2 separate regions of the Mus musculus genome follow, and region 1 is linked to region 2. The links are chromatin loops, found by intact Hi-C in ENCODE. Cell type or tissue: heart. All regions are shown on one strand.

Evidence for each region. A loop is a pair of places that touch in the nucleus more often than their neighbours do. Peaks named below come from ENCODE experiments on the same cell type or tissue, not always from the same donor. Only the 100,000 strongest peaks of a DNase experiment are listed, where the experiment ranks them.
Region 1: a loop joins it to region 2, with 3 times the contacts of the local background. A loop is called at or near these places in 1 of 42 quality-filtered maps.

What each region holds. Positions count from the first base shown.
Region 1 is chr2:179,943,439-179,945,938 of GRCm38, reverse strand. The region is part of intron 1 of Taf4 (TATA-box binding protein associated factor 4); the gene reads left to right. Among named protein-coding and RNA genes, the nearest start is that of Taf4, 32 kb to the left of the region's middle. In heart, no CTCF peak of the experiment used is centred here; no DNase peak of the experiment used is centred here; H3K4me3 peaks cover 287 bases.
Region 2 is chr2:180,255,813-180,258,312 of GRCm38, reverse strand. It overlaps Rps21 (ribosomal protein S21), which reads right to left and starts at 934. Exons shown (of 6, transcript NM_025587.2): 1 at 866-934; 2 at 630-692; 3 at 462-525; 4 at 256-327; 5 at 28-83. The coding sequence starts at 679. It overlaps Mir3091 (microRNA 3091), which reads right to left and starts at 777; the gene lies at 702-777. In heart, no CTCF peak of the experiment used is centred here; DNase peaks (open chromatin) are centred at 1,172 and 1,912; H3K4me3 peaks cover 2,301 bases; H3K27ac peaks cover 2,275 bases.

The DNA.
Region 1 (2,500 bases), 310 kb after region 2:
GAACTTGCTGGAGTCAAAGCGCATCATGCCTGCTCAGGGCCCACCATGCTCTGTTATGGTCTTGAGGACAATTGTGTGTGGACTTCAGAAGGTATCTTGGAGAGGCTGCCTGAGCTTTCAGAAAGCACAAGTCTTGGGTGCTGTCATATACTGATAGAATGTCACTGTCTTTGTTAGCCATGGTGGCTTTAGCCACTTAGTCTCTTGTAGCCTTTCATTCCCTGGTTGACCTTGCTTTTAAGCTGGCCTAGGGCTGAGTTTGAAACAACCTCTTTGAATGCAGAAATAATTCTGCCTTTTTAGCTGAGCACTTTCTGAGAAGAGGCATGATTAAGGAAAAGTGAGAGTGGATGCTGCTGAGCTCGAGGTGGAGAACTGTCATTGCTGCCATGAGGGACATCGTGATAGTGTAGGGCTTTTGAATTCTGTGTCTAACACATTAAAACGGATCTCGCTCAGCATGAACTCTGACGTGAACAGGCTGTGGCTTTCCGCCTTAGAGTGGCGTGGTCTCATGGGAGGGCTCTGCATTGGCCATCCTAATGGTATACACAGAAGGGTGGAAGTCATATGGCAGCCATTCATTGTATTGCATATTGGCTAGAGTCTTCTCACCAGTGTCTGTTTTGTTTTGAGGCAGTATCTTGCTTCATAGCCTAGGCTGACCTCAAACTCACTCACCATGTCTTTCTGCCTTTCTAGTGTGCGACTTTGTTTGCTCATGTGTGCTTGTCCTGCCTGTCTACTCAGTCGTTCCCTCCCTCCCTCCCTCCCTCCCTCCCTCCCTCCCTCCCTCCCTCCCTCCCTCCCTCCACAGCCACAGAGTAGCAGCAGTTCAGGTGCCCCTTGCCTTGTTTCCTTTTCAAATGGGTCTCATGAATCTGAGGCTGGCCTCTAACTTGCCATGTAGCTGCATGGCAAACTGGAGGTCTTCCTGCCCACCTCCTGAGTGATGAGGGGAGAAAGCAGGGTTGTGTACATGCCAGGGACACCCTTATCTGCAGCCCAGCTCGGATCTCTTTTGAGGTCCATTTTGTGTCTAATAACTGCAGATAGAATTCATAATAATCACTCATTGAACAATATGTAATTTAGATATTTGTAAACATGGCATTAATGCTTGGGGGGCAGCCAGTGCATGCAACAATTTATTGTCAGCTATTTTATCCTGCTCTGAAAAGAGCAGTTAAGTTTGTGGTGGGAAGAAATGCACATGTTGCAGAAGCCGATTGGAGGGAGCAAAGATTTCTGTAAGTTCCAACCCTTTCCCTCTGGGAGCTGACTTGGAGAGCAGGCATAGCTAGTGACTGTGAGGGACTGTCTGAAGAGGCTGCTAAGAGGTTCTGTGACTGCAGCTGGAAGCCTGTGAGAGTGCAGAGGACACTCCTGATGCTTGGAGGCTGCCATTGAGAAAGGAGGCATAGGGCCCGTCGCTGCTCTCAGCAGCTGGAGTTCAGTCCTGCGACGGGAGGGAGGCATTGGAGACCTACCTGCTCCTGACTGAGGTGACAGGCAGCTACAGCTCAGGCAGGTGCAGAAGCTGGAGTGGAAACTGGCTGTGTGACGATGGAGTACGGAGAGGAGGGGCAAGGATTAGGAGAGTGCAGCTCTGCTGAGGTAAACTGGGATGCCGTGTGTGGTTTTAGTGGGGAGTGAAGGCTGGGGAGAAGTGTTGGGAGAGAGAAGAGTAGGTTTGGCGTCAGGACCTAGATTTGGGGTTTAGGATGAGTAACCAGGAAGCACCCTGCAGAGAAGAGCTGCTCCTTGAGGGTCACAGGTCCCTGAGTGACAGGCAGACTGTGGCAGCAAGTCTTGGGATGAGTTTGAAAGCTGAGGCCATGATAGTGAGGGGCCTGTTCAGGTACAGTATTGTCTTGTGGGATTCACTCTGTGACATACCTGTGAAGCACAAAGCTGGATTTCTCTTGACCGCCACGCCGTCCATTCCAGATTTGCACACGGGACTGGTTATCTTACTCTTTACTCTGAGTTGGGAAAGGGCTGTGAAGTGTTACTTGGGTTCATGTGCATGGCTCTTCCTTGTGTTGTCATTTCGTTGACATGGCCACAGACTGCTTAGTTAAATGCATTGTGAGTGAAGCCCCACAGGTTCTCTCTATGGGGTGGGCTTGATGGGCAATCCTGAGGACGCAGACTGCTCTGTAACCAATATCAGTTCTCAGGTGATCCCAGAGCCAATGCCTAGAGAGAGTGCAAGCTGGAAAGAAAAAGAGGCCTGGTTGGGCTCTTCTAGGACCTACTGTGTGGCCTCCTTGGGTCAGCACATAGCTGCTGTGAGAACTGCAGCCCACTTTCTGGGCTCTTGACATCAGCTTTCCGAGGAGGAGAGAAGCAGGTGTGGGAGCAGTCTTTTCTGCTGGGTCTCAGGTGCACTCTGCCTGGCTTACTCAGGCATGTCCTCCTCGGGCATTTCTGGGGTCTCTGTCATTAGAGGACTCCTGTGCTATTTGGCACTTTGATTGGGAGCTCATGCTGAGGT
Region 2 (2,500 bases):
CAATGTGAGATTGTCCCCCACACTTACTTTGAGACAATTCCATCAGCCTTAGCCAATCGGAGAATAGAATCATCTGACTCGCCCTTTAAAATTAAAAATAAATACCTGAGTATCCACACAGAGCTGGCTCCCTGCTTAGCAGGCAGAGCATGCACTATTAAGCCCAAAACCATTCCCACAGGAAGAAAAGGACACCACCATCAGAGCTCAGATGTCACATGAACAGTACAAGGCAGACCAGGTGGTAGAACTCACCATCCTGCGAATGGCCCCGCAGATGCCATAGGTTTTAAACTGGCCATTAAACCGGCCTGTGGTCCTATCAACCTGGGTTAAAAAAAAAAAAAAAGAGGTTGGAAGATTCGACCTCACCCCGATGTTAGTAAACACACCAAGAGCCAGGCTGAGGCCTGAGGGCCTCGTAATTCCTTCCCTCAGGAACCGTCAGGTTCCCAGCTCACCTCGGCCACGTTCATCTGGATGGACGCGTGGTCCTTGGCAGCAATGATGCGGTTGCTTGCGGAGCTGGGTAAAGAGATGCACAGTGCGTTTAATAGGTCGCAAAAGAACAGTGGATGAATGGGAGCGGGGAAAGCGGGCGCGAGAATGACGGGCCCGCAGATGCTCACCATTTCCGCGGCACGTACAGGTCCACAAACTCGCCGGCGTCGTTCTGCATCCTGAGGCCGTCCCTGCAGAGTTACCACGCAGGTCTTGAGACTGGTCAGGCCCGCACTCCGAGTCTGCGGGCCCAACCAGACCCATGGCCCGCAAGCACTCTCGGCCATGTGACCGCGACCTCCCCAACTGCGCCCAGCCCGGCCCAGCCCGGCCCCGCTCGCACACAGCCCGCACCGAGGCCTACCTGCTCACTTGTCCAGCGAGAGCGCAGAAAGGAAGTAGCTCGTGCCTCCGCAGCACTATTGGGCAGGAGGGCGGGTCCTCGGTAAGTGCTTCCGGGTCAGGGTACTCGTATCCACCATACCGGAGGCCTGTTTGTGTGTTTTAACTTCCGCTTCCGGTGCAAAGAAAGCCTGGCTCTTTCCGCACAAAGCACAGGCATCGGTCCCTGTCTCCGCCTCCAGCCAAGACATGCCTTCTTCCTCAGGCCCCGCCTCCATTGCGGAGTCCAGCCCCTCCGTCCTCCGCTGGAGAGGTTGGACTTGGCTTGTCTTCCAGCCGCCCTCGAGGCTAGCTTGTCAGAGGGAGCCCAGCCGCTGCTGGATCCCTGACTCCACCGACCTGAGGCGCCGCCAGAGCCTGGGAGGGGAACGAGCGTGGCGGAGGGAGGCGGGAACGGGAAGACCAATCCTCCGAAGAGGAAACTGAGGTTGGATCAAATGAGCTGGACCGCTGGCTTTCCGCTGCACATTCATTCTCTTCAAGAACCCCCTACTCACCCTGCGTCCTTGCCATCCTGCCCCTCCTCGCCCCAGGCCCTGCCCTACTCCTCTGGCTCCAGCCGCCACCCGGTCCACACGCCTAGGGAAGTGAGTCTGGCCTGAGAGTGCACGCCTTTAATCTCAGCATTCGGGATGCCGAGGCAGGTGGATTATCTATTTGAGGCCACTCTGGACTACACTGAGTTCCCGTCTCGAAAAAGGAAAGTTCCCAGACCACAGTCACCATAATGCTCAGTAAGCCTCTTTGTTTACGAGGTCAGAGAGCAGCCCGGACACAAGACTGCCCACGCTGTTGACGACTCTCCTGAGATTACATTTCTCCGTGAGTGAATCCACTGCTCACTCATCTGTAGAACTTTATGCCTGATATCTCTCTGGGACTGGAGCTGCAGTCTGGAGCTGGGACATACACCCAGTTACATGGTCTTGGGGAGAACCTCCCTGCCATGTGCACACTGACTGGTGATCACCTTCCAAGACTGTCTGTCACGGGGTCTGGTGAAACCGAGGCTACACTTTCCTCCTCACACCTGGAAACCAGTAGTCATGTATGCATTAAGAGTTCCCGCGCAGGGCGTGGTGGCGCACGCCTTTAATCCCAGCACTCGGGAGGCAGAGGCAGGCAGATTTCTGAGTTCCAGGCCAGCCTGGTCTACACAGTGAGCTCCAGGACAGCCAGGGCTACACAGAGAAACCCTGTTTTGAAAAAAATAATAAATTCCCGCGCAGCAGGGGTTATCTTTCAGATTAGGCACAGACACCTTACCCAAGCACCTGTTTTCACAGAGAGCTCCTTTAAATGGGGGTGGGGAAGAGGAGTTAAAGTGGCTGTTTTCTACTTGGTCAGAAAAACACAAGCAAATGACCTTGCAGGTGTAACTTTTAATAAGAGAAAAGGGGGGTTCCATGCTAGACCGGGCTGCACAGTGGTGTATTTTGATTGGATAGGACTTTTAATAGCTGGACTTTGGTAGTCAGCCTCACGAGGAGGAAGTGACCATATAAGGGAGTAGAGTTTGGTGGCTAACTTTAAGAATGGAATCTATCGTGGTTTTTTTTTTTTTTTTTTTTTTTTTTTTTTAAGCAAGGCAAAAGGA